Regions from separate parts of the Homo sapiens genome. Here regions 2, 3, 4, 5, 6 and 7 are each linked to region 1. The links are chromatin loops, found by intact Hi-C in ENCODE. Cell type or tissue: heart right ventricle. All regions are shown on one strand. Region 1 has its middle 47 kb from the start of LINC02513. Region 2 overlaps TBC1D1 (TBC1 domain family member 1). Region 3 overlaps TBC1D1 (TBC1 domain family member 1). Region 4 has its middle 52 kb from the start of TLR10. Region 5 overlaps KLF3-AS1 (KLF3 antisense RNA 1). Region 6 has its middle 58 kb from the start of TLR10. Region 7 overlaps LINC01258 (long intergenic non-protein coding RNA 1258).

The links. A loop is a pair of places that touch in the nucleus more often than their neighbours do. Peaks named below come from ENCODE experiments on the same cell type or tissue, not always from the same donor. Only the 100,000 strongest peaks of a DNase experiment are listed, where the experiment ranks them.
Region 2: a loop joins it to region 1, with 5 times the contacts of the local background. A loop is called at or near these places in 64 of 110 quality-filtered maps.
Region 3: a loop joins it to region 1, with 6 times the contacts of the local background. A loop is called at or near these places in 64 of 110 quality-filtered maps.
Region 4: it touches region 1 in a loop (5-fold over the local background); 56 of 110 quality-filtered maps call a loop at or near these places.
Region 5: a loop joins it to region 1, with 2.1 times the contacts of the local background. A loop is called at or near these places in 6 of 110 quality-filtered maps.
Region 6: it touches region 1 in a loop (2.6-fold over the local background); 56 of 110 quality-filtered maps call a loop at or near these places.
Region 7: a loop joins it to region 1, with 1.9 times the contacts of the local background. A loop is called at or near these places in 5 of 110 quality-filtered maps.

What each region holds. Positions count from the first base shown.
Region 1 is chr4:38,318,301-38,322,300 of GRCh38, reverse strand. No RefSeq gene overlaps it. Among named protein-coding and RNA genes, the nearest start is that of LINC02513, 47 kb to the left of the region's middle. RefSeq lists enhancers at 3,371-3,871, 3,872-4,000. In heart right ventricle, CTCF peaks have their summits at 2,104 and 2,304 (motif pointing left); DNase peaks (open chromatin) are centred at 2,019, 2,300 and 3,300; H3K4me3 peaks cover 2,111 bases; H3K27ac peaks cover 2,752 bases.
Region 2 is chr4:38,060,283-38,064,282 of GRCh38, reverse strand. The region is part of intron 14 of TBC1D1 (TBC1 domain family member 1); the gene reads right to left. Among named protein-coding and RNA genes, the nearest start is that of PTTG2, 100 kb to the right of the region's middle. In heart right ventricle, CTCF peaks have their summits at 1,886 and 2,092 (motif pointing left); DNase peaks (open chromatin) are centred at 2,102 and 3,422; H3K4me3 peaks cover 1,444 bases; H3K27ac peaks cover 2,678 bases.
Region 3 is chr4:38,067,795-38,071,794 of GRCh38, reverse strand. The region is part of intron 14 of TBC1D1 (TBC1 domain family member 1); the gene reads right to left. Among named protein-coding and RNA genes, the nearest start is that of PTTG2, 110 kb to the right of the region's middle. RefSeq lists enhancers at 2,103-2,242, 3,306-3,805, 3,806-4,000. In heart right ventricle, a CTCF peak has its summit at 2,445; a DNase peak (open chromatin) is centred at 2,419; H3K27ac peaks cover 4,000 bases.
Region 4 is chr4:38,728,957-38,732,956 of GRCh38, reverse strand. No RefSeq gene overlaps it. Among named protein-coding and RNA genes, the nearest start is that of TLR10, 52 kb to the left of the region's middle. RefSeq lists an enhancer at 1,742-2,111. In heart right ventricle, a CTCF peak has its summit at 1,636 (motif pointing right); a DNase peak (open chromatin) is centred at 1,646.
Region 5 is chr4:38,604,586-38,608,585 of GRCh38, reverse strand. KLF3-AS1 (KLF3 antisense RNA 1) reads left to right here. Exons shown (of 16, transcript NR_171644.1): 11 at 411-935; 12 at 2,100-2,272; 13 at 2,570-2,659. Among named protein-coding and RNA genes, the nearest start is that of LINC02278, 43 kb to the right of the region's middle. RefSeq lists an enhancer at 3,038-3,334. In heart right ventricle, no CTCF peak of the experiment used is centred here; a DNase peak (open chromatin) is centred at 1,886.
Region 6 is chr4:38,722,834-38,726,833 of GRCh38, reverse strand. No RefSeq gene overlaps it. Among named protein-coding and RNA genes, the nearest start is that of TLR10, 58 kb to the left of the region's middle. In heart right ventricle, no CTCF peak of the experiment used is centred here; no DNase peak of the experiment used is centred here.
Region 7 is chr4:38,463,037-38,467,036 of GRCh38, reverse strand. All of the region lies in intron 2 of LINC01258 (long intergenic non-protein coding RNA 1258), which reads left to right. Among named protein-coding and RNA genes, the nearest start is that of LINC01259, 45 kb to the left of the region's middle. In heart right ventricle, no CTCF peak of the experiment used is centred here; no DNase peak of the experiment used is centred here.

The DNA.
Region 1 (4,000 bases):
TGTGGTTCTTAAACCCTAGTGTGCATCAGAATCACCTAGAGGGCTTCTTAAATCCCAGAATACCAGGCCTCATCTAGAATGCTCTTCCCTCTTCCACAGTTCCCTCTTTCTCCTGCTGAATTCCTCAGTCAAGCCTTCTCTATTTCATCCACCTCCACCTCCACCATCATCATCACCATTATCATCACCAACACATATTGAGTGATTACTGGCTCCATCCCACCGAATCCTCAAAAAAAAAAAAAAAAACCATGGCAATAGGGAACATGATTCTCCCTATAGCATATAGATAATAAAACTGGGGCTCAGCTAGGTCTAGAAACTTGCCCAGAGTCACATAGCTAGTAAATGGTGGAGCCAGGATTCAATCCTGGCAGGCTGACTCCAGTATTGAGGCTCCTAGCCCCTGAACCTACTGCCTCATCCAAGCAGAGCCTTCCTTCCTCAAAACACTCCTCCCTGTCATTTACATATGGAAACACACATACCCTAGAATGTGATGTCTCCCTTACCAGAGTGAGTTATTCAAGGGTGGGTCTTTCTTTCTTTCTTTCTTTTTGAGAATCTGGCTCTGTCGCCCAGGCTGGAGTGCAGTGGCATGATCTCAGCTCACTGCCACCTCCATCTCATGGGTTCAACCGATTCTCATGCCTCAGCCTCTGGAGTAACTGGGATTACAGGTGTGCGCCACCATACCCGGCTAATTTTTGTATTTTTGTAGAGACAGGGTTTCGGCTTGTTGGCCAGGCTGGTCTCAAACTCCTGATCTCAAGTGATGCTCCCCCACCTGCCCGCCACGGCCTCCCAAAGTGTTGGGATTACAGGCGTAAGCCACAATGCCCAGCCTCAAGGGCGGGTCTTTATCTTTATTTCCTATGCCTAGCACCTAGAGGGTACTAATCAATGTTAATTGTTAATTACTTGTGCTAGAGTGTTTGCAAATAAAAGGTAAATTTTCTGATGGGTTCTTGGGCCATACGAAGTGAGAACTGTACCAGAAGATTGTAAGTTCCTTATATAGATATCATTTTATATTGCAGATACATAGATACCTCTATGATGATATATACCAATGATACACAGGTATCATCTTATATTAGGGGAAATCCCGTGAGGGGTGGCGATCCAAAGATTATTGCCATCTCTCTTAGTGGGTCCACATCTTATCCATTTCCATCTCAGCTACTCTGAATACTTCTCTAACTTATTCAGAGTGAAGGGAGTTTTTACCCCAGAGCAGAATGAAAGCAGAGATGCCTAAATGGTAGTTTTACAGGAAGCTTTGGTTAACGTCTTTTCTACTGGTCTAGAAAAATACCCTAGGAAGTCACCATTTTAAACAAACAAACAAAAAAAATCACAGGAACAGGTGCATTAGAATACAAATCTCATGTGTATTTGGAACCAAGACCAACGTTTTCTGTACATAACCACCATCAAAAAAAGAATATCAGTTGTCTTCTATATCCAAATCCAAAGTGCAGGCAAACATCAGCTTTTGGTTCTTCTCTGTTTTCCTTTGAATGACACTATTGCCAGCCAGCCCTCGGGGTTCTCCACTGCTGCAGTTTTGAAACTTTTCTTTCCCAGGTTAAGAAACTAAAGTTGTAATGGAGAAAGAAATGGGAGAAAGCTACATCCCAGAGCAGAGGTGACCTGCCAGCACTCTAAAGTTATTCTAGACCTAGTACAGGCTCAAGCTTAGGACATTTGTTTCTTTTCCACCTGACTTCAAGGAGCTTGTCAAAGCGCAGCCTAAGTTAACAGGCTCTGTCAATGTGAGTACCAGAAGCCAGGCCGCCACCTGCGCTGTTCCAGAAGCCAGGGATACAATGAAAAAACACAAACGTTTCTCCCCATTTTGCTGTATACATTCCAATTCTTTCGCTAGGGACTGTACAAAATCCTGTCTTCTCTGGCAGGTTTCAGGTGGAGGTCCTGGGATGCTTGGACCCAGGACGGCCCATAGTGCGGGCCTCTGCGTCCTCTCCCCCTCACATAGGGGCAGAGGCCAGGAGGCCTGGATCCTTCCCCAGCAACCGTGTGGAGGTTTTTACTTCCTCTGATCCAGGGGACACATGTAATCTTTTTCTACAACTCCCTGAGGCTGGTTTTTCCCACCCTACAAATCAGTAAGCATAAATTTTTGCAGAGAAGCCTGGAGCCATGGGTCCTAAGCATTCAGGCAGCCAAAAAAATTAAATTTTCAACCGGAGCCGGGTAAGGACACATGGTCTCAAACGTTTCCTGCCCAATTGGAGCCGCTTTCCTCCTCTTGCACACTTGCTCCCCCTACTGCCTGACGCTGGAAGTGCAGGCCTGGCTCCGAGGCAAGCTTGAACGCCCCAGCTCGGTCCTGGGATGGCCAGGGTGAAAGCCAGCAGAGCAGAGAGGTTGCCAAAAAAAAAAAAAAAAAGCAATAGTACATCTTTCATAATTCTCCCACTGCTCTGGGGAAGGCACTAAGCTAAGTCTTTTCTTTACATTTGAAGAATAAACTCTGTAATAAAGATTGAATAAAAGTCTTCCCTGAATAAAGTTTTGCCAAATAAGTTAAAGTTAGGTCTCCCTTAAGGGTTCAATAAATGAAAAGAACTTCAGTTTTAGATTCAGACCTCGTGAAATCCCCAAGCCCCTTTGGATTTCAGACCCTTGGAACGCAGATCCAGGTTTTGCGCCTTTATGTGATGCGTGAACTTGGACATCTTATTTAATCTTTTTGAGCCTGAGTTTCTTTAACTGTAATTTGGGCATAATCATATTGTTGGTCTCATAGTGTTGCTGTAGAACGTAAATGAAAGAATGTGAATGCATGAGAAAAGACTTTTACAACATAAAAATAAATGTGAGCTGTTTCCCTTCCAATCCAACGCACACACACCCCTTTTCCATCTATCTAAGTGGAAATGGCCGTCGAGGCAACCTAAACCCCTAAAAAAGGAAGTAGGGCAAGGAAAGCCCGGTCACAAACAGGAAGTAACAGAAATGCCACTGAGAAACATTCAGGCAGAAGAAAGAAAGAAAAACAGTCCTAGGCTGTGTTTTTGAAGATCAAGTTAGATTTAGTTAATGATTTGGGGCGTTGCCAGCCCGACTTGACCCCCTAAATAGGGGGTTTTCAGAGATGGTTAGGAAATTCTTGACCTCGATTTGACCTCACGAATGGGAATTCTCACTCTGCAGTTGGTAGGTTCCTGCCTTTTTAAATGTAGGTCTCTCCTCCTTTTCCCCTGCGGCCATAGGAGGGGCCGAGCGCTCAGCCGGCTGGGAGGAGCTGGGGCTCCGCCTGCCCTCCCTCGCCGTGGGGAGCCGCCCTGCAGCGCCTCTCGGGTTACTGCCTCCCTTCCTGGCTTCACAAACTCGCCACATGGTAGGTTGGCTACTTAAGGGAATGTAAGAAAAAGCACTCAAGTGACGGCATACAAAGAAGTTTTACAGCTCTGGAGATTATGTCAGATTTTCCTTCCTAATTTCTCCTTAGAGGAGACAAAATCCTAGATTTTTTTTTTTTTTTTGAAGGAAAGGGGAAAAAAAACGCAAAACGAAAGGGAAACATATTAACATATCAGGACACATTGTGCTGTTTATTCTCTTGTTTTTCTTTTCTCATTTTTGAAAGCTCTTTCAAGAATCTTACCGCCTTTCTTGTCTTTTCCTTAATTTTGTGTGTTTTTAAGGTGGGGAAGGGAGAGGATTAGAAGCCTGTGAATTTTGTCAGGACAAGGCCTTCCTAAGCTTTTCATTTGTTTGCAGAACCAGAGTTCCTTCTCTGGTCCAGATGAAGAGACTAGTTCCTACCTCCTTCGCCTATACCTCTTATTAAAGGACCCCTCCAACCCTTGTCAAAATGCTTGGTGAAAGTGAGAGTTGGAAAATCAAGAGATCCACATCCATCCTTTGAGTGACCCTAGTCTGCAGACAGTGTCAGAGAGACAAATACAAATATTCTTAAGATGGTATCATGTCCCATCTTAGGCTTGGTTGTTTTTCAATGGCCTCC
Region 2 (4,000 bases), 260 kb after region 1:
GTATTATCCGTAACAGCCAAAAGTGCAAACAATCCAAATGCCTCTCGACTGGTAAAGGATAAACCATATGTGATGTCTCTATACAACGGAATATTAATAAGTCATTAAAAAAGAATGGATTACTGGTATGTATTATGACATAATGAATTTTGAAAACATGTTAAATCAAAGAAGCCAGACACAAAAGACCACATATTATATGATTGCACTTAGATGAAGTGTTCAGAATAGGCAAATCTATAGAGACAGAAAGTAGATTAGGGGCTGTCTATGGTTAGAGGTGGACGGCAGTAGATTGGCAAGTGACAACTACAGGTTTTTTTCTAGGGGGACAAAAAATGTTTCAAAATTAGACTGCGGTGGGTCGGGCTCACGCCTGTAATCCCAACACTTTGGGAGGCTGAGGCAGAAGGATCACTTGAGGCCATGAGTTGTAGACCAGTCTGGCCAACATGGTGAAACCCCGTCTCTAGTAAACATATAAAAATTAGCCAGGCTTGGTGGGGCATGCCTGTAATCCCAGCTACTCAGGTCGCTGAGGCATGAGAATCACTTGAACCCAGGAGGCAGAGGTTGCAATGAGCCGAGATCGCACCACTGCACTCCAGCCTGGGCGACAGAGCAATACTCCGTCTCAAAAAATAAAAAATAAAAAAAATTAGACTGTGGTCATGGTCACACAACTCTGTGGATATACCAAAAAATAACCTCACAACATTGAATTGTACATTTTAAATGAACAAACTGTATAGGATGTGAATTATATCTCAATAAAGCTGTTTTTTAAACAAAACAAATCTATCCTTCTAAAAAAACTCCCTCCTCAGAGCTGATCCAACCCTTCCTTCCCTTGCAGGGCTGCCTGTTTACTGAAGCAGGCAATAGGGTACACAGAGGACCAGGGACCAGGATGAGGCAAATAGGCCCCCAGGGTGTAATCCTTAGGAGACACTCACTCTCAAGGTCCTGGAAGTTCAGGGTCCACACCTGCCAGGCCCTGAAAGTGAATGCCTCCTTACATTTTGCACCCTGGACACGTGCTGGCCTCACTCTAGTCCCAGCCCTGATTTTGAGGCTGCTCATGTTCATGTATGTCCACAAATTCTATCCACCTGGAAATATTTTCAAACTACTCGTCATTCACTTGCTTTAAACTCTTCAATGGCTCCCTGGTATAGGTTAAAATTCAAAGGTTAACAGATCAAGATCACTCACTTTGGACATTCTCCTGCAGGCACACAGGCACACACTCTAGAGTTAGACCAGCCCTAAGGAGGAATCTGCTGTCAGGTGCTGTAGCATCGTCATGGGTCAGCTGGTATCAGAACAGGAGGGCAGGGATTCAAATCCAGGCGATGTGACTCTAGCATCTCAGCATCCAAGCCCTCAGCCCTCTTCCCCTCAGCCCTCCTACCAAGCAGCACTGGCTCAGGTGCTATCTTGTGTCACCAATAACCTTAGCTCCAGCCCTCACACAGTGTTATGGACTGGCTGTTTAAACGCCGGAGGTTCACTAGGAAAAGCTCAGTCAGTGTTAACTCACAATTGTTAACAGGCACAAAAATAGCAAGTCGAGGTAAAATCTTGCCATTCACTGTGACTTCCTTGACTTTTGAAATGACAAGCCAAGAAGCACAATGGGGTGTGGGGGCGGCGCAGGGTGGGTGGGGTAGGGGGCGGATGGGGAGGTGATCAAGTATCTTTAACCATAGAAATCCATGAACAATCAGATTCTTGGCTTGCAATATTTTATCTTGAACCTGGTCTTTGTTCACCACAGAAAAGCAAAGTTATACAGAAAGTAAATTAAGAACAATCTTAAAAATCCACGTCTCTGCCAACTGAAGACAACTTTTTTCTTCCGTGTTTTGCCCATGCCCTAAAACCCTGTAGAAAAAGAAAAACATCTAGATTTCAGAAAGTAGCTCTCCATTCAAATAAGTTGCAAATGAGCAAGGAATATAAATATTATAGCAAGATCAAAAACAAAAACACGCAGGGAAAAAAAAAAAAACAAGCACACTTTTCCGGGATTGGAAAGAAACAAGGGCAATCAAGATGCGGGGAGCAACACTGCCACCAAGTGGTGACAGTTTCTCAAGTCACCCTCTGAGGTCCGAATTGAGGTCAACCCTCTCAACGTGGCAGCAATCAGAATCCTGAGGAGTCTAAAAAGAAAGAATTCAGGCCCAGACCCCATCCCCACACTCACTGACAGTGAGGGAGACAGCCAGGAAGGCATGTCTGGCCCATGTTTTAAAAAATCTCCCCAGGTGCTTTTGGTGCACAGATGTCACTATGCTTGTATTTTCCAGCAAAGTTTCACCTGCAGTTTATTCCACTTATCCACTAAAATTTCCTGCTGGTACGTAAATTATTGAAAACTATATATGACACATGTAAATCATGTTTCATGTAAAACATGTAAATCATGTTTCAAATCAGTTCCTAAGTTTTTCACAATAATATAAATTGGTCATCATAAAGATTCAGATTATATACTTCAGTTTAGGCATTACTGTTTATTACTGCTTACATCTCAATTGATATCTAATATCTAATCCACTAGACTTAATGTTACTATAAACTAGGCATATTGACATAGCTACATCCACAAGACAAAAAAAACTTTGAACTTAAGTTTCACTGGACTATTTCTTATACAATGGGTTTCAAATCAATAAATTATTCTTATCTATATTAGGCTTTTTTTTACAAGACATATAAAGTCTGAAAGCTTCTATTGTTGGTGAAATGCACAATATAATCTGAAATGCTTAAAGGAAAAGTATAAAACTAAATTTAATATTGTTCCCTAGCACATAGAGGTAAATAAAATGATTTTTCCCCGTTTCAAAGTTGGGAGTTGCCTTAAAAATTGTTTCTTAATAACAAAGGATTATCTTTTGCATAATACACCCAGAGAGAAAATTATGGAGATTATGTACTACCAGATATCTAGTCAGAAGTTGATTTTCAGCATTTTTTTTTTGTAGGCTTGACAATTAGGTTAGAGCCCACGGCTGAGAAAACAAACGCCCACACTGTGTCTCCTGTGCTCCATAAGAGATAAGGCCTTGCCTCCCTGGAAAACCAAAGGGCAGGAAAGACGCAAAGCACCATACATTTGGGTTCACCTGGCATATGGTCAAATCTTTCTTTAAACCTTACCATGTTTTTAATCACTGCATTTTCCCCATCACACTCACTCTTTGCTTCTTCAGACAGCACAACTCTTCTCAAAAAATATCCCTGATGACTCAGACTTATTTGAGACTTGAGAGACTCCTGGAGTCCATCACTAGAGACCCAGGGCAGCCTGACAGACAGGCCTAACCTAGGATGCATCAAAGATCTGGACTGGATTTCCCACGGTTGTTTATTCTAAGCCCTGCCTCCTCACAGTGGACCTGAAACATCAGCCTCACTGGGGAGCTTGTTAGAACTTCAGAACCCACCCGGACCTACTGCAACAGAGTCTGCCTTTTAACAAGATTTCCAGAAGACTCCAAGCACATCAAGTTTGTAAAACACCGCTCTAAACCATGATCTGAAGAAAGCCTCTTAATCAACAGGTGTATGAGGTCTTCATCTGACAGATGAGACTGCCTCTATCTGCTTTACCTTCAGTACAGGCCAACGATGGCGATCCACAGTGAGGTTCTGAAAAAGAGAGAAGGCTGTCACACAGACGTAAGCATCCTTACCCTTTACTCAGAGGAGCAAATATGTCTCTCTCATGAACAGACACTTCTCAAAAGAAGATATTCATACAGCCAACAAACATGAAAAAAAGCTCAACATCACTGATCATTAGAGAAATGCAAATCAAAACCACAAGGAGATACTGTCTCACACCAGTCAGAACGGTGATTATTAAAAAGTCAAGAAACAACAGATGCTGGTGAGGTTGCGGAGAAGTAAGAATGCTTTTACACTGTTGGTGAGAATGTAAATTAGTTCAAACATTGTAGAAGATGGTGTGGCAATTCCTCAAAGA
Region 3 (4,000 bases), 250 kb after region 1:
AAGTAGAATTTATTGAGCTCCACAGACTCAGGGTATTATGAGAGATTTAAGCAAACAGAAGAACTTTTCACCCTGCCATCTGAGAACCTACAGTGTGCCAAGGACTACAGAGACAGAACCACACCACTTCAGGAAGAGTAAAGCAGCAACGGCATGAGGCAGGAACCATTTCTGCCCTACAGTGGGTAACACAATGACAGATCACAATCAAAGTAGCTGTGGCAGTGGGCTGGAGTTTACATAAATATGGGGTGACCTAAGGCTAACTTACCTATTACAACTTCAAAAAACAGGTTTTAATTGTATAGGATGAGTAATGGGAGAAGATAACTTTGATGTCTTTTAAACCATCAAATATCGAAAAAGAGATATAAAAATGATGGGCTTTTAAATTTTTTATTAAATCCATTCCCAAACTATTCCTGAAACTATAAATATAACAAACTGAAATTTTACTTCTGCTAGATCTAGAGAAATGTAGACTCTCAACAAGCATTAGGCAACACAGTGCTTTTGGACACTTGGGGGCTCTTTCCCAGGGGTGGGTGGGGAGCAGGCAGGAAGTGACCATGGATGGCAAGGCTTCAGAGGCACCTGCAGCTGCAGCTGCCACAGTAAGAGCAGGGACAGGAGGGCCAAGAACAAAAGAAACCCTTCAGACAATGACCACTGTATCTGTACCTTTGGGGGCTTGATTTCTGCAAATCAAGGGTTCCATGTTCTCAGCTCAAATCACTGGTCATGCCAAGTTGAATAACTCCATAGAAGAAAAGGGGAAAAATCCCCAAACAATCATTTGCAGTTCCAGCCCACAAGAGAGAAGCAATTTTAAAACTGAGTCCATTTCCAACAAATCTGAATACTGGTTAGCATCATGATTCACAATGGAAGTATGTCTCCATCTTAAACTTCTATGAGAAGATGAGGTTTTCTAGAAAGACTAAATGTACTTCAAATGTTTCTCCCTTAATTAGAAATTAGTTTTTTCTACCAAAAAAGTCACTACAATACAAAATTGAAACAAAAGGCAAAAATATCACCTATCACCACATCTTCTTGCCACTTCTGTAGAATATCAATGCTCTCTTTGTATTCTTTCTCCATGTGTATGTTTTTTTTACATACTATAATCTCAGTAGATACAATAATTTTTATAGAAAAAATGCCCACATTTGGTAAATATTCCAAAATCATATACCCCTTTATACAAAAGAAACCAAGCACCATCTATGACCCAAACTCTGCACCAGGCCACTGTCCTCACCAAGCTTAAACTAGGATTTAGATATGAATCCCAAGTGTTTTCCATGGCTTGGCAAGATGTGGGCGATGCAGGAGCGTGTGAGGCCTCCCCATGGCCGGGTCATGCCGAAGGTCCACGTGGGAACCTGGCAACAGCTCTTCAGTCTCTCCTCTTCCAGCGACACCTGGACCATCTTTGGTTGTGTAGTCAGCCACATGACAACTATTTTGCTTTAAGAATCCCAAATTCTTATTACAGGATAAATATATTAATCAAATGTTGATCCTAGCAGAGGGATCTTTGACAGAAAGTTAGCCAGCTATCTGAGCACTTTAGTAATAAGAAATTCATGCCACTCACTCATGTACAATTTCACCTACTTTTAGATAACCACTAACTGTTACAAAGCTAGGGATTCTCATTACTTTCATTGTCCTGATTCTGCCTTCGGTTGACAAGCAATATAATTACCAAGAACACACCAACTTATGGTGGCTGGAGGCTATGCCCTCCCCCTCCAGCTCTGACCCTGCTCCACACCTCCCACAGCCCAGATAATGGCCTAGGACAGGGGTGGCCAATCTTTTGGCTTCCCTGAGCCACAGCAGAAGAAGAATTGTCTTGGGCCACACATAAAATACACTAACAATAGCTGATGAGCTGTAAAAAAACAAAACAAAACAAAACAAAAAACAGAAAAAATGAAAGAAAGCAGGCCGCGGGTTGGACAAGCTTGGCCCAGGGGTTCCCTGATACCACGGTGCCTCCATACTTCCCCCACCTCTCCCTGGGTAAGTGACCCTGAGCTGGGCCAATCATTTCTCCCTCTCGAAACCTGGAAGAAAACACAGATTGGCAGCCAGCTACGTGGGTGCCCCTGAGGCTAACAGGTCATACAGATCTGGGGGTTGGCATGACTGCATATAGTAACAAGCAAGCTGGGTGAGCTGGTGTGCAGAATAAAGAGACCGAGAGGAAAAAAAAATTACATGGCCTCAAAGAGAGATCCAGAGAGACAGCCTTGGTTCCTGACAACTTCCTAGTTCCCAGCCTTTACCCTTATCTTGCTGTTTAAAAGCCTCCTTTTGATTAAGCTAGTTTGAGTCATTTTTTTGTTTCTTGCAACTAAGCAATCATTGGCTGAGACAGGCTCACATGCATCTGCTTCCTGAGCGTTCCCAGAGCACCGCCTACAGGTAGGGGGCTAAGAAGCTGAAAACAACTTCCTCTCACAAGGAGCTGAAACCTGATTAAACAGGCGAGAAGGGAACATAATCAGGGAAAACAAACAGGTTGGTGATACTCAATCAGTTATGGCTTAATGGAAAGGGGAGTGAGATGAACAATCAAGATTCCAGTCCATTCTACCACTGACTGTATGACCTTGCCTGTATGACCTTGAGTGGACCCCTTTCCCCTAAAGCCTCTATTTCTTCTTCTGCAAAACAAGGAACCTGGATACATGACAGTCCCCACTTGCTTTTAGGATTCCTTGAAAGCACTGGGCTCAATAGCTTTTACATATCCAGTAACACTAGTTTTAGGAGCAGTGTGGGTTGTAGAAAATCTTGACTGCCTGAAGTTTACTTCTTTAGTCAGGAGACAGTACAACACAAGCACCACCCTGAAGGCTGATGGTGCCACATTTGTGGTTCTGAGTGACGGAGCTGGGGGGACTGGAGATCTCAGAGTTCACCACCTTGAGCAGCATGTCCAAGAGAACTTTCTGGGATAAGGGAATGTTCTAGAGCTCTGCTCTCAATATGGTAGCCACTCTCACAATATTGCTGAATGTTCTTGAGCTCTGCTTACAATACGGTAGCCACATGTGGCTCTTGAAATGAGGCTAATGTGAGGGGCTACATTTTTATTACATTTAAGTATAATTAGTTTGTATTTAATTTTAAATAGTGATATGTGGCTGTTGGTTACTGTACAGGATAGCACAGATGCGAGGTTGAGATAAATAACCCGAAGACACAGTAAGACGCTCTCCATCGGGGCATACACAAAGCCATAAAACATCAGGCACAGAGAGGCTGACTACGCCTGAGGGGTAAAGAGAAGAAATGGTGACATCCAAGTGGCCTGAGAGGATGAGGAGAAGTCTGTCGCTGTTAATGCACTGTGGGTTTGGTGAGGAGGGGAGAAAACGAGCAGGAGTGTCCTGGGCAAAAGGAAATGATCTATGCAAAGTCATGGCTGCCTGAAGAAACAAAAGCTACCAGGGAATGCTAGAACATTCCACACAGGCAGAATCACTACCTTCCTGCCTCTGGTGGCTGCACGTGACCAGCCAGGTAACTCGGTTTCAGATAATGAGACACAAATGGAAGTACACTAGGGATTTCCGCGACAGTTTTGCTCTCCAGATATAGAGGGGTCACCCTTTCCTCCTTGATATCTCCTGTTTTGTTCTGCTTGGAACTGGAGGGGAAGCCAAAGGCGAAGGAATCCAAGCAGAGGAAGCAGAAGAACAGAAGCAGCCAAGCTCGAGGGTGTCACCACTGAGCCCCAGGGCCAGCTCTGCTCTCTCATCATCCAGACCTCTCGTCAGGCGAGAACAATCCCTCACTGGTACATCCGCGTATTGGCAGGCAGACACAATCTCTAAATGATGTGAATTTTGGTACCTGGAGGTGAAAGCCTGGAAAATGTGAAAACGGCAGGACAGAGAAACCTGGGCCATGGGAGGTAAGGAGGGCCATACCTGCCACCCACAAGTGAATGGAAACTCGGTGACTTTTCGTACTACAA
Region 4 (4,000 bases), 410 kb before region 1:
CATTCTGTATGTATGTGTTTATATAGTCTTTTTTTTTTTTTGACAGAGTCTTGTTCTGTCATTCAGTCTGGAGTGCAGTGGTGCAATCTTGGCTCACTGCAACCTCTGCTTCCCAGGTTCAAGCAATTCTTGTGCCTCAGCCTCCCAAATAGCTGAGACTCCAAGTGCCCGCCACCATATACGGCTAATTTTTTTGTGTTTTTAGTAGAGATGGGGTTTCCCCATGTTGGCCAGGCTGGTCTCAAGCTCCTGATCTCAAGTGATCCGCCTGCGTCAGCCTCCCAAAGTGCTGAGATTACAGATGTGAGCCACCAATCTGGCCTATATAGTCTTAAACATGCTCACAATATATATGTTTATGTATCTTTGTAAGCATATGCCTAATGCCTAAAATGGAATATGGATGTATACATGTTTGCACAAATACACATATGTGTGTATATACATAAGGCATATGCATACACGTGAAGAGACATATATATAATCTTCAAATTTTCAAGAAAACAAATTGTTAAATTGAGGGTACTACCTCAGAAACCAAACTTTATTAAATTTTCCCAAAAGCAGAAATAAAAGGCAGTCTATAGATTATTTTGCTATCAGAGACAACCAACAAGCCCAACAACTTTGGAAGTGCCTGGCTGATATGAAAGTTATTCTTTTTTCTTTTTCTTTTTAATTAAAAATTAATTAATTAATTAATTAATTAATTAATTAGAGACAGTGTTTCACTCTGTTGCCCAAGCTGCAGTGCAGTGGTGCAATCACAGCTCACTGTAGCTGCAAACTCATGGGTTCAAATGATCTTCATACCTCAGCCTCTCAAGTAGCGGGGACCACAGGCATGTGTCAATTTTTAAATTTTTTTGTAGAGGGGGAGTCTTGCTAGGTTGCCTAGGCTGGTCTCAAACTTCTGGCCTCAAGTGATCTCCCACCTTAGCTTCCCAAAGTGCCAGGATTACGGGCATGGCCACTGTGCTTGGCTTACCTTTTTTCTTTGAAGAAGATGTTTTTATTGGAATAGAGTTAGCAGTTTCTTCCCTCCTCTTAGTATCTAGAATAATGAGCCTAGTGCGGTGGCTCATGCCTGTAATCCTGGCTCTGGGATTGTTAGAATTTCTGATGCCCGTGAAAGTGACCCTTAGGGTTGAGAGAGAGGAGAAAAGCTTTCTCTTAGATTTTATTAATAACCAAGAGAATTATGATGATGATATTAATAATAGCAATAATTAATATATAATTAACACATAACACTCCCTATGTGCCAGGCACCATTCTAAGTGTTTTGACATTTGCTTTGTTTGTGCCTCAGTGTTTGAGATGTTATCTCGTTTATGTCTCATAAGTACTCTCTGAGGTAGGCTCTAATATGATCATCCCAACTTTACAGATGAGGAAGGTGAGGCACAGAGAGGTTTAATGACCTGCCAAAAGTTACAGAGCAGTTGCAGAAGCAGGATTCGAACCCCGGCAATCTGGCTCTAGATTGCCACATTACCCTTAGCAGTCCTGCTCTCACGCAAGGCCGCCCTGGAAGGACAGGAAGAAGAACCCTCTGAGCCGCGAGAAGGTGCTCCGAGAACCCTCAAGAGGACCCCGGCCCTGAACTAGAAGCTCCGCGTGCCTGGGCCTCCCTCTCCAGCAGGGGGCGCACACAGCCCGCATTTTCTGGACTCCTCTAACCACAGATACCTCGGCTTATTGAGAACTGGAACTCCTGACCTTTTGTGGGAAAGGCTCTGATCTCAAAACTTTCTCTAGCATTCTTGAAGTATTTACAGTGTACTAATCAAAGGAATGATCCGGTACATGGACATAACCAAGGGAATGATTCAGGACCGTTCTTGGAGGACCTACAATGTGTATCAATAAGCAGAAACCCAGGAAGCCTGTATAGGCCCCAAGCTTATAACAGCGCTGCCTGATTCCAGATGAACCACAAACACTCCAAGCCGGGGTTTTTCTCACCACACCCGAAGACATTCTATTAAAATAGCCCTGTTCGTGGGTGGCCTCCCATGCATGAGTCCTCTCACATGGTCTGCGTGCTGATGGGGCTGTGCTGAACTCACCGCATTGGCCTATGGAACACGTGCTGAGGTGTTTTCTCTCTAGTGACCTTTGTCACATCCTTTGCAAGAAATTAGCTCAGAGGAGCAATCCCTGAAGGCCAAACCTCAACCTGCACCAGAGGCAGACAGGAGACGAGGTTTGGTAGAATTTGTACCTCTCATGGTGGTGGGAGGAGGAGAATGGCTCTGTGAAGCGCTCCTTCCACCCTTTTAATGCTGTGCAATAAAGACTGAGTTAGGGGCTCAGGCCTGTAATCCCAGCATTTTGGGAAGTCAAAGTGGGTGGACTGCTTGAGCCCAGGAGTTCCACACCAGCCTGGGCTACATGGCAAAACCCTGTCACTACAAAAAATACAAAAATTAGCCAAGCACGGTGGCGTGTACCTGTAGTCTCAGCTACTCAGGAGGCTGAGGTGGGAGGATCCCTTGAGTCTGGGAGGTGGAGGCTGCCGTGAGCCGTGATTGTGCCACTGCACTCTAGCCTGGGTAAGATCCTGTCTCAAAATTTAAGAAAAAAAAAAAAAAGACTGAATGAGGGGGCTAACTTTGAATGGGGACCTCTCAGACTCAGAGCAGGAACAAAGTTGATTGCCCTGGGACTTTAAAAGTTTCTTCAAAATCCTATACATTTGTCAGCTGCTCTCAGGAGCCTTAGCAGGCTTCAGGGGTCTCTCATCCCCTCTGCTATGGTCTGAATGTTTGTGTTTCCCTAAAATCCATATGTTGAAATCCTACCCCCTAAGGTGATGGTACTGGGAGCTGGGTCTTTGGGAGGTGATTAGGTCATGAAGGCAGAGGCCTCCTGAATGGGAAGAGTGCCCTCATCAAAGATGCCCAAGAGAGACCTCCCACCCCTTCCACCTTGGGAGGACATGGTGAGAAGGCACCATCTATGAACTAGAGGGCAGAACCTCGCCAGATGCCAGCTCTGCCTGTGCCTTGATTTTGGAGTTCCAGCCTCTGGAACTGTCAGAAATGAATTTCTGTTGTTTATAAGACATCCAGTTGGCCGGGCCTGGTGGCTCACGCCTGTAATCCCAGCACTTTGGGAGGCTGAGGTGGGAGGATCACGAGGTCAGGAGATCGAGACCATCCTGGCTAACACTGTGAAACTCCATCTCTACTAAAAAAAAAAATACAAAAAATTAGCCGGGCGTGGTGGCGGGCACCTGTATTCCCAGCTACTCAGGAGGCTGAGGCAGGAGAATGGTGTGAACCCAGGAGGCGGAGCTTGCAGTGAGCCCGAGATCGCACCACTGCACTCCAGCCTGGGCGACAGAGCGAGACTCCGTCAAAAAAAAAAAAAAAAAAAAAAAAAAAAGACACCCAGTTTATGGTATTTTGTTATAGTAGCCAGAATGGACAAAGATACCTTCCAAAGTGGTGTCCTTTCTGTATATACTTTGGCATAAGACATCTGATTCAAAATTAAATGAGAGGGACCATAAAGGGAAATACTCCGTTGCCAGCTTGCAGGGGAGGGCCGTAAAAGATCGCTTGGGTTCAGACTCTGGTTCTGCCTCCTGGGGGCCGAGCAGCCCCTGGGGAAGCGATTTACTTTTCTCTGTACCATGGTTTTCTCACCTGAAAAATGAAAATAATAAAATCCATGCCATAGGGTTGTTGAGTGCATTCAACGAACCCATGCGTGTGGTCCTAAGTGCAGCACGTGGCCTACACAGGAAGCACTCACTGAATCTTAGCTGTTGTGATTTCACCTATTCATGCAGGCCAGGACTCTGAGGAAAAAAGGAGATCTCTTGCTATTGTCATCTTTATTGATACTGCCACACTTTTTTTCTGCTCTGGGTGGCGCTGGCAAACTTCCTGTCTTCCCCAGGAGAATTTGATACCCCTGCCCCCACCTCTCTCAAAGGCAAACACCCTCCTGCCAGGTAGCAACTGGATGCCATGCAGAAGTATTCTCT
Region 5 (4,000 bases), 290 kb before region 1:
GATCTTGGCTCACTGCAACCTCTGCCTCCTAGGTTCAAGCGATTCTCCTGCTGCAGCCTCCCGAGTAGCTAGGATTACAGGTGTGAGCCACCACACCTGGCCAATTTTTGTATTTTTAGTAGAGATGGAGTTTCACCATGTTGGCTAGGCCAGTCTCGAACTCCTGACCTCAAGTGATCCACCCGCCTCAGACCCCCTACATAGCTAGGATTACAGGCATGAGCCACTGGGCCTGGCCTTATTTCAGAATCTTAACCCTTAAACTCTGACCACATGCCCTAGTGAGGGAGGCAAGCATACCCAGAGAGGTCTTAAGATGCCTGAGGTGCCAGGAGAGCATGGAGATGCCTGGGAAAAAGTATCATATACATTTGGAAACTTGAAAATTGACATATGATAATGGACTTTAGGAAATGAATGTGTAGAGGAAGAAGTCAGGTGATGCTGGTGTCCTGGGGACCACTCCACGGAAGGAGAAGACACTGGGAATAGAAGACCTTTGAAAATCGTGATGGGCTTAAAGATCCCAGCGCAGGTCCCACCACTTATTCGCTCTCACCTGGCATCTCAATCTCTGCATCTGTAAAAATGAAGAAAATAATCCATCTCCCTGGATGACTTCATGAGATTTTTTGTAGTCATCAGTGAGGTACTGTACATAGACGTGCTGTAAGGACGAAAAGTTCTTCACAATAGGATGCATGGGAAAGCAAGCAGGGAGCAGTGGAGGAGGCTGAACCCAGAACGTGGGCTGAGGATGCTGGGAGGGAACAGGGTTGGGGGCTGAATCCTAACAGGAGGAAGCTACTGAGCTGCTTCTGTAAGTTGGGCCTGGATGGAAACCCTGGAAGCAGTAACTCCAAGAAAGATTCAAAAGTGGGACAAGAAGAGCAAGAACCAGGAATGGAAAAACTCCAAGGAACATGAGTGAAGAGGTAGGTGCTGCAGAGGAGCCCTGGTTGGGGTGTCTAAGTCAGGGATTCCTGCCCCAGCTCTGACCTGAACAGGTTCTTTGACCTTGAACACATGGCTTCCACTTTCTGGGCTTTGGTCTTCTCCTCTGTGAAAATGATAAAGTTGGCCTAGATGAACCCCACAGCACCAACTAGGAATGGCAAATAGTGCTATGTCTTAGCCCAGGTCCAGGGCTGTGTGGAAGTGATATGGGAGGGGTACAGGGATGGGTAGAGAAAGGCAGGGTCCCTGACAAGGGCTCCACCCTTGTGCCTGAGCCCACGGACCTAGGTGAGGACAGGCACTCCTGTTTCCTTGCCCAAATGTTGCATTTTCCAAGTCCACCCTGGCCCGTCACGCCCCCAATCCTGTGCCTATAAAAACCCCAAGACCTTAGCGGGCACATACACTAATAGCTGGACATCAAGAGGAACACACTGGCAGAAGCACACACAAGTGGCTGGACATCGACAGGAACACACTGGCAGAAGAACACATAGACGCTGACAGACCATCAACAGCAGAATGACGCAGAGGGTGGTCGGAGGAGAGCCTGGCTGCTGAGCGGCCCGACTCCAGGGGAAGACCACCTTCCCACTCCATCCCCCTTCTGACTCCCCATCTATCTGCTGAGAGCCACCTCCAGCATTCAATAAAACCTTGCACTCATTCTCTAAGCCCACACATGATACAATTTTTCTGGTGCACTAGGGCAAGAACCCGGGATACAGAAAGCCCTCTGCCCTTGTGATAACGCAGAGGGTCTAACTGAGGTGATGAACACAAGCTGCCGGCAGATAGCAAAGCTGAAAGAGCGCACTGTAACACACGCCCACTGGGGCTTAGGAGCTGTAAAGACTCAACCCTAGATGCTGCTGTGGGGTTGGAACCCACGCTCCCCGTGACCTGCCCATCTGCCTGCTCCCACTAGGGGTCTGAGTAGCAGGCACCGAAGAAGTGAGCCACGCCCTCTTCACACACCCTTTGAGGAGGACAAGGGAACTTTTCCTGTTTCAGAAAGTTGTGTTGAGAAGAATGGCAAGGCTAACAGGGCAGGTGTCCGGGCGGAGGGGCGGAACTGGCTGTTGGCATGTGGTGGGGGAGATGCTTCATCCGGGTCTTGCATTTGTTCCCTCTGACACCAGCCTCGAAAAAACAGGACACTCACAGTTCAGGAAACTACCAAGGGTCCAAGGAGAGGCCTTGCTTGGCCGTGGTGTGGTCCTGCAACTCCAGGGCAGACCTAGACTCATGGGAAAGTCCCTGCTTTGTGATGAGGCTGAAAGAGGATGAGTGGGGAGTGGCCGGAAGAAGAAAGGTGACTCCCAGGGTCTGGGCCAAGGAAGGGTTTTGGAAAGGAAAGGGGACTCACAACAGGGCATGCTTGGGAGGTATTAAGGCTTTCAACCCTCGCCAAGGCGAATAACATGAGACTGTAAGTTAGCTATATATAGTGTGTAACCTGAAAATGCCTCCCCTTGCACCACTTGCACTGTTGAACTTATAGTGAGTCCCTCTGTGGAGGGTGGAGTGGGGGAAGAGGTTCTGCTGGGGACAGACAAAGGTAGGGAAGCACTCACTGGCTTTGAAGAACTTCCTTGCTTTTTATGCCTAGGGTGTAACCAGAGACCAGTGTCAACAAGGAATCTGGCTTGGAACGCTTTTGTCTGCAGCCCTCTTTGGAGCGTGACTTGCTCTTTCAGAGGTCAGTGAATTGTAAATTGTGTAATTTCAGGATCTGCCTATGCAGGGTCAGGAGACTTTTGAGGGGGTTGGTGGGAGAAGCATGGGTGGTGTCACTCAGACACCTAGGAAACTCTTGACCTGGTCTATCTTTAAGACCAGGTCAGCCATATGAAATCCTTACGTTGACAGGAGGGCAGAAAATATATGTGGTTTTGGGTGTTAACATCTGAATTTGCTGTAGCAAACGGATCTCTGGCAAGTCTCTGAAGTAAAGTAATTTCCTAAGTTGAGAGGGGGCAAAAGCAAAACAGTCAGTTATTTGGTATGCTTAATCACACTTTTCTGGTTGTAACTGTGTGTTGTGGCCTATGAAAGACCACACTCTGTGCTCTGAGGAAGGGTACTAAGCTGGGAGGTCCTAAAGGTTGGGGCTAGGTCTTGATCATTTTCGATCTGCATTTCCTCTCCCCTACCTTCGGCTTAGCAAAGGATTTGACATTCATGCATGCACTCAGCAAAAATCGACTGGGTATTTATCTTCTTCCAGCCACTGTGTTAAGTCCTGGGGCCATAGATATGTACAGAACAAATCAGCTCTTGCTGTCTCCAGAACTTAATCTACCCGGGCTAGGGGGAGGCAAACAATGAAATTAACATATGATATGTCAGTTGGCAAGACTTGCTACCAGAAAAATAAAATAAAAATGAAGAGGATACAAGAGAGAGGGGTGGTATCTCTGGGGAAGGGCAATTGGAGCCGAAGTGAGGGAGCGAGCCTGCTGCCCGCTGAAGGAAGCTGTCCAAAGCAGAGGGGGTGTTCTGGAAAGGGTGGAGGGAAAGTGGCAGAAGGTGAGGTCAGAGGGGAATCAGAGGCAGAGGCCGTGTAGACCTTGTGGGCCTCATGGGTCACTCTGAGGATTTGAATTTTTTCTCTTTATGAGATGGGAAGCCTGTGGAGGGTTTTCAGAAGCAAGACAGGATCATTCTGGCTGCTGTTTTAAACAAATTGAAGAGGGCAAGGGTGGAAGGAAACAGGATACAATAATCTAAGCAAGAGATGATGGTGCCTCAGACTAAGGGTTTACCAGATTCTAAATATTTTGAAGGAAGAGCTGGCAAGATTTTCTGATGGATGGAACTGGAAGGAAAGAAGTAAAGATGAGTCAACATCTTCAGTCTGAGCAGCCGGAGGGATGAAGCTGTCCTTTACTAAGATGGAGAAAGCGGGTGGAGGAACAGGTTGGGAGGTAGGGGATTCAAAATTTGGTTTTGGAATTGTTAAGCCTGAGATGCCTCACAGAGTGGAGCTGTCTAATGGGCTGCTGGATACAGGAATCTAGAGTTCAGGAGGGAAGATGGG
Region 6 (4,000 bases), 400 kb before region 1:
TAGCTGGGCGTGGTGGTGTGTGCCTGTAATCCCAGCTACTCAGGGGGCTGAGGCAGGAGAATAGTTTGAAGCCGGGAGGCGGAGGTTGCGGTGAGCCGAGATCGCGTTATTGCACTCCAGCCTGGGTAACAAGAGCAAAACTCCATCTCAAAAAAAAAAAAAAAAAAAAAAAAAGACTAGAAAGATTTGATAAGGGTTCAAGGAAAGGAAAGGAAAGACCCTTATTGGGTATATACTGCTCTGTGTAAGGGCCTCCTTTAGGAAATGGGCTTTGGAAAATTGCTTCTAGATTCTGGAAAAGAGGTCAGGAAAATGTCACTCACTGAGAAACTAGGAAGAAAGCAGTTAATAAGGTGGACTATTTGCAGGTATAAACCATCCCCAAGATGAGTTGTAGACTGATGCCCAGAGGAGACTCAAAATACCAAAATCAAATCCATGCATTGATGAAACATGTATATTTACAGAACACCCTGTAGGTACTGTGTTAGTTAGGGTTCTCCAGAAAAACCAAATCGTGAGACTAAGGTGTGACTAAACTGCAGTGAGTGGCATGCCCAAATTTAGCACTGTCCACCTGGGATCTAGTGACCAGGGAACCCAAACCACGAATGAGGAGGCTCTTCTGGTGCCTGTAGAAAAATCACTAGCACTGTGGGTAAGAACACGGACCCGGCAGCCAGATTGCCTCTTACTGTAGGAAATGCTCACCTTGAATAAATGCTTTACCCTCCCAAGGCCTCACATTTTGGAGCTCTTGGGGCGGCGGGGGGTAAAGTACATCTACTCCATAGATTTGTCATGAGGATGAAATGGGCCATCAGGTGTAAAGTGCTTAGAACAGACCTGGCACATAGGAAGCCTCTATAAGCACCAAAGTGATAAAAAAAAAAAAATTTCCCATTTCTGGAGAGGTGTAACAAGCTGATATGGTTTGGTTGTGTCCCCACCCAAATCTCATCTTGAACTGTACTCCTATAATTCCCATGTGTTGTGGGAGGGACCTGGTGGGAAGTCATTGAATCATGGGGGCGGCTCCCCCATACCATTCTCATGGTGGTGAATAAGTCTCATGAGATCTGATGGTTTTATAAGGGGTTTCCGCTTTCGTTTCTTCCTCATCTACTCTCTCGCTGCTGCAAGAAATGCCTTTGGCCTTCCACCATGATTGTGAGGTCTCCCTAGCCATGTGGAACTGTAAGTCCATTAAACGTCTTTCTTTTGTAAATTGCCCAGTCTCCGGTGTGCTTTTATCAGCAGTATGAAAAAGGGCTAATACATAAGCCTAAAGGGGTTTCTCTGGTCCAGCTGGGGCTGGATAAACCTTGACCCATAGACCCACTGAGGATCAATGCCTGCTTGTAGGGCTGCATGCTGCCCACACGCTTTCGTGCTTACATCAAGGCTTTAGACCCTCATTTCAACGTGGACCATGTATGTAGGTTTCCCTGAGCCTGACAGCTTCTGTGTGCGCACAAGAAGATCAAAGTCCCTGCTAAGACATCAGAGGACCAACCCCCAAAGCAAATGACCCAGGTTTCCATCAGAAAACGGATGGTCCAATATCACATAGCAGCAGAACCAGGACCAGAATTCATTTTTCCTGGCTTCAGTCTTGGGCTTTTTACACCCGGAAAGGAAAATAAAATACTTCCAATGCACAAGAATAAAGTTTCGAGAATGTCAAGGTGCACTTAGAAAGACTCATTTTATTTTATTTTATTTTATTTGAAACAGTCTCGCTTTGTTGCCAAGCTGGAGTGCAGTGGCACGATCTCGGCTCACTGCAACCTCCATCTCCCGGGTTCAAGTGATTCTCCTGCCTCAGCCTCCTGAGTTGCTGGGAAAACAGGCGTGTGCCACCACTCTGGGCTAATTTTTGTATTTTCCTTAAAGACAGGGTTTCACCATATTGGCCAGGCTGATCTCAAACTCCTGACCTCATGATCTACCTGCCTCGGCCTCCCAAAGTGCTGGGATTACAGACATGAGCCACCGCGCCCGGCCTTAGAAAGACATTTTTAAAGTACCCAGCAACTGCGGACTTCCATTTAGATTTTTTCTCTCTATACGGTCTTCACTCATGGGGTGTGGGCTCCCCCTGGATGGGACCCCAGAGAGGGTGGGTGGTCCAGGGTCTAGTGAGAATGGGGAAGGTGGGCCCAGAGGCCAGGCAATAAGACTGAGAGTGGACAGGCCTGGTTTTAGAATCTGGGGCAGGGGTTTGAGAGCACGTGGACTTGAGGAACTTGCAGGGCTTTGGAGAGATTGAGAAATGGGGTTGAGTTAAACAGAAACTGGATGCCAGGTAGGCCCTCAAAACAGGAGTTCTTACACTTTTTCTGTTAGAGCTGCAAGGCATTCTGTGGTTAGGGAGAGAAGGGCCTGGAGGTGCTAGTTTGGGTGTGGCCTGGGAGATTAGAGGGTTGCTGATAAGGCTCGCAACCCCACCTACTTCCAAGCCCTGGAGGTGTTAGAGCAGGACTCAGAGGATGCCATTCTATCAGCAAGGAGCTTAGGTTTGGTCCTATTGACAAAGCCTTAAGGGAACAGAGCCTCTGGGGAGAAAAGGGGCCTCTAGAATCCAGGAAATCTGAAAGAGCTGGAAAGCTTTCACTGTTCATATTCCATTCCATTCATTCCAATCCAACCCAACACATATTTACTAAGCATCTACCGTATACCAGGCCTGGGAATGCAACAACGAACAAGATGGACAGACTCTTCCTGCCCACATGAAGGTTATAGCATACGCAGAGAGACAAATAAAAATGCAATGAAGCTGACATTTAATGACAAATTGCAGTGCAAGCCCTGAGACAGTTGTGATGAAGAATAAAAGAGGAAAGCTGGCCTTAGATGCGGTCATCCCAGGAAGTGACTTTTCCTCTGCCCAGTGGCAGGATGAGGGGCCCCCAGGGGATAAGTGGCTGCTAGTTAGCAACTCACCTCTCTGCAGTTCTCCTCTCTCCAGAGTGGGGCCCTTTCTAATCCTTTTTGCTTCGCCCAGCCCTCTGATGCATTTAAAATATTTTTTTTCTTTTTAAATTACCGTAATCTAGATTTTCCAGTTTTTCTTGGCAGGATCTTTCATTTGCTGTAGGTTACTCCATCCTACACCGAAGTGGTAGGTTTCTTTTTCTTTCTATTTTAACTATACAAATTGTACTTGAATACAGGATTTTTGCAAAAATTAATTTTAAACAGGAGTATATACAGTAAATGGTGACAGTCCTTTTTCTCCCTTTTCACCAGACTTCCTGCCAATATAGGTAACTAAACCCTTTCACCCTCCTTGGTGATTCTCCCCAGTGTGGAGTTGTGACACCCTGGCCTCTCTCTCTGACTTTCTGCAGTGGCTGAGAGAGGAAAAAGGTGGTTTAACCTGGTTGGCAAATTTGGGAAAAATACTAGGTGTGCTCAGCCCAAGGTTTCCCTTTCTTCCTCCTGGGAGTGAGCTGTCTGCAAAAAACACAAATGTTCCTCAGCCTCTACGGGCCCTCCCTAAAGGTTACCAGCTCAGCCCCAGTTCCCCAACCCCCAGTAGGGAAGGCCACTGCCAGTCCTACGCTGCCCTGACTGGGGACAGGTAGCCTGGCTAGATCCTGGGCCTCGGTTATTAACAGTAGGCCATCTGGACCTCACACTAAGCACGTCCTTCATCTTAGCCTTTATCAATAAAAAAGGGGAATATTTTGGAAATTATCTGATGTGACTTTGGTGGGACCGAATTCTCCCTCCAAATCTCAGCTTCAAGAGAAGCTAGGGAATGTAATTTTTAGTTTTCTAGACTTTGCAGTACAGGAAGGTAAAGGATAGCAGGATTTGCCACCCCAAAATATGCCACTTGGGCATAAGGATCCTTTTGAGCTAAAGACAACGGAGAAGATACATGAAAAGCTGTCATCCTTATCCCTATTTGCCTAAAATCAGGACATAAATTTGAACAACAGTTAATCACTGACAATCCTAGAACCTTATCAGTGAAAAGACAGCATCA
Region 7 (4,000 bases), 140 kb before region 1:
ATATAAAGTATGTGCTGTATTCATACAATGGTGGTTATTAAAATATGAAATAAGGAAAAAAATATGAACCTGCTAAGTTTCACTGATTTGGATTGAGGATCAAGGAAGCTGATGAGAGATGCAACTCTCAACATGGAACTGAGCGTGTGTGGTCCTGTATGCATTTTTTTCTCCTACTTGGCTCAGATGTCTTCAACTGACTTTGTGTTCACTGGGTCCTTCTTTCACACAGTCTCAGGGAACTGTCTAGGTTCATGGGGGAGACCCATTAGCTCCAGTGGGGCTGGTTGCCTCAGGAAGTGGAAGTTCAGCTATGGCAGCTAGAGACAGTATCGATATGTTTTTTTCCCCAAGGGTTGGCCTACTTGGTTGGACTGCTCAGGGAAATTCTGAGTTTTTTTCTTTTGGGGGCCACAGGGTGGAGTTGGAGAAGGAGGGTCATGAATCAGGATTTGGCTGGGCAGGTGCTGAGTCACTTATCTTCTATAGATAGCACCCAGCATGCCTGGGGACTAGGAAGCTACATCACCAACATTTCTAGCTGTCAGCATCAGGGTGTTAGCTGGTTGTTTTCCCTTTAGCACCAATTAATGTTCACCTGGATGTTTTAATGTGAATACTTTTGAAATCTCTACTATCAAGGTACTACTTAGCAGTTTAGGTGCCATAAGAAACTGGCTATATTTATGTCTAAAAAGTTTTACAGTGCCTTTTAAAATGTTCTCACCAAAACACTCAAGATTGTATCAGCACTAAGTATGTCATCCACATGAATATCCTTGGAGTCTCACCGTGAATAACGTGATTAAGGAGCATAATGTGTGGCCGCCCAGCCCATTGGGAGCTTCATCAGCCTGACTCTTTAGGTGACTTCCTGGGAGGGAGCAGCATCAACACCCTTCCAGATGGCCTCTGTCTTGGTCCAAGTATTTTTTCTGCCAATAGTAGGACCTACTATGGGGGAAAGTGGAAAGATTATTATTTTTTTAATTAATAAAATTTCTTTTTTTAGAGCAATTTTAGATTCACAGTAAAATACAGCAAAAAGTACAGAGATTTCTCAGAGACCGTTGTTCCCACATGTAAACCACCTCCCCAAATACAGACATCTCATATCACAGTGGTACATTTGTTACACTTGATCAGTCCAGATTGGCACATCATCACCCAAAGTTCATAGTTTTCTTCAGGGGTCCACTCTTGATGGAGTACCTTCTATGGGTTTTGATTAATGTGTAATAGCATGTACCCATGATTATAGTATCATACAGAAAGTTCCACTGCCCTAAATGTCCTCTGTGATCTGCTAATTCATCCCTCCCTCCCACCTACAGTTAAAGGATTTTAAAATTTTATTTAGATTCTTTCTTTCTTTCTTTCTTTCTTTCTTTCTTTCTTTCTTTCTCTCTCTCTTTCTTTTTTTTTTTTTTTTTTTTGAGACAGAGTCTCCCTCTGTAGCCCATGCTGTAGTGCAGTGGCATGATCTTGGCTCACTGCAGCCTCCACCTCCTGGGCCCAGCAATTCTCCTGCCTCAGCCTCCTGGGTAGCTGGGATTACAAGCATGTGGCACCACGCCCGGCTAATTTTGTATTTTTAGTAAAGGTGGGGTTTCACCATGTTGGCCAGACTGGTCTTGAACTCCTGACCTCAGGTGATCTGCCCGCCTTGGCCTCCCAAAGTGCTGGGATTATAGGCGTGAGCCACCGTGCCTGGCCGTGAATATATATATTTCTTTAATGGGCTAAGGAAATTTCTCCCTAGAGAGAAGACCTCAGGTGTGTTTCTGGCTGCCTATCTCCCTCTCCTTTCAGCCGCAGAGGAGGAGGTGGTGGTGGTTGGTGGTGGTAGAGAGAGAAGATGAGAATCTCTCACCATTTTCCCTAACTGCTCTGCTCCCTCTGATCTCTCAGCCATCTTGGTCCAGGGAAGGCAAATCCTTATCCCCTGGAAAATGTGAGATGCAAACAAAGATAAACACTCCAACCTCTCTCCAACTCTCTAGAACAGAAAAAAAAAAAAAAAAGTAAACTATCAAGATTCACACATTTGCAAGAACCGGATCCTGTTTACAAGCACGGCTAAGTCTGGACGGGGCCTGGCTCCTCTGGCTCCCTTTATAAAGCTTGTCCCCACAGCCCCACCCATCCTCATCCTCTTTTGTATAAATTCTGCTTCCTTTGAATGTAAGATAAAAAACTCAGGCACCTATTACTACAGATTTACAATAAAAAACAGCAACAACAACAAAACATTTAAACCAGCAGCAACAATAGGAGGTCAGAAGAAGTAGGTCACTCCTCATAGGTCCTTCTCTGGGTTGAAAAAGTGAAAGTCATCAGCATCTGCCTTTTTTCACAATGTGACCCAAGTTTTCTGCTCTTGTCATAGTCTCTCTATTCAAATGCCTTATGGCAAAACATGTAACCTTACGTTTAAAGCTGACATTCACAAGCACTCACTACATGAGTGCACTCTGCTGTGCACTCCGTTCTCATTTCCTCATTAAGTTTCACAGTATCCCTCTGGGGCTTGGGAAGAGGTGCCTGTGATTGGTTTTGCCACTTTATAGATGAGCAAATAGAGGCATAAAGCAATTGGGGAACTTGGACAGAGTCGCCAGGGCTGATCCATTGTAGACTTAGGTTTTGAACCAGATCAGTCAGTCTTTTTGAACCGAACCAGCCTGAGTTTGCACTCTTAACTACTACAAGATGGCAGCATGGTCTATTAAGGCTGTGCTCTCCAGGGAAGGTCATTGAGGTTAAAGTTGAGAATTCAGGACCTAGAAGAAACTGATGGAGATCTTGACTAGCAACTCTGATTTCCGCTTCTTTATTCTTTTGTTCCCCCACCTCCAACTCAGACATTTTAGCAGGACCATCTTAGCAACGTAATTCATGGAGCCCTGTGAGCTAACAATGCAGCACTCCTTGTTCAAAAATGATTAAACATTTCAAAATGGTGACTGTGAAGGTGGTCTTGCATCTAGCCCTGATTGAATTTGGTTAGTATGTTATTCCAGCATTTTGTCTCTGGAACGCTCTAAATAAACCTCGTTTGGGATGCCCCCCCAGCCCTCAAGCAGGAGGGTCCAGGAAGTGGGTCTGTAGATATTGCCAAGTTCCTATTGGTCCTAGTTGCCTGTGGCCCAAAAAATGAGGCCCAAAAAATGTTGCCATAATCACGCCTGCAGAAAAGTGATGCTGCACACATTTTAAACGGAAACAGTTAATAAAGTTTTTGTTTCAAGTAGTCAGCAATATCTAATTCAATGGACTCTGTAGATAAAATGGCCCAACTTAATCTCTTCCCCAATACAGTAGTCCTCCTTTATTTGCGGTTTCGTTTTCCAAAGATGTGGGGGGTGGCTACTGTATTTGGGGAGACATTAAGTTGGCCATTTATCTGCAACCAACCACAGTCCAAAAATATTAAATAGAAAATTCCGGAAATAAACAGATCTTAAGTTTTAAATTGCACAGTGCTCTGAGTAGCACATTGAAATATCTCTCCATCCTTATCCCTCCTGCCTGGGAAATGAGTCATTGCTTTGTCCAGCGTATCCATGCTGTCTATGCTACCCACCTGTTAGTCAATTAGCAGCCATCTCAGTTATCAGATCAACTCCCTGGTGTCAGAGGGCCTGTGTTCAAGTAACCCTTATTTAACTTAACAATGGCCCCAAAGCACAAGAGTAGTGATGCTGACATGTTGTAATTGTTCTATTTTATTATCAGCTATTGTTGTTAATCTCTTTCTGTGCCTAATTTATAAATTAAACTTTATTATATGTACGTATGTATAGGAAAAAAACAGTATATATATATAGGGTTCAGTATTATCTGTGGTTTCAGGCAACCACTGGAAATCTTGGAACATATCCCCCAAAGATAAGGAGAGATTACTATAGCGAAAAGAATAAAATACACATCCACTTATTATATTTAGTTTATGCAAAACCTCTTTGGGTGCATAAAGAAGGAACAGTTTTGGGGGCAG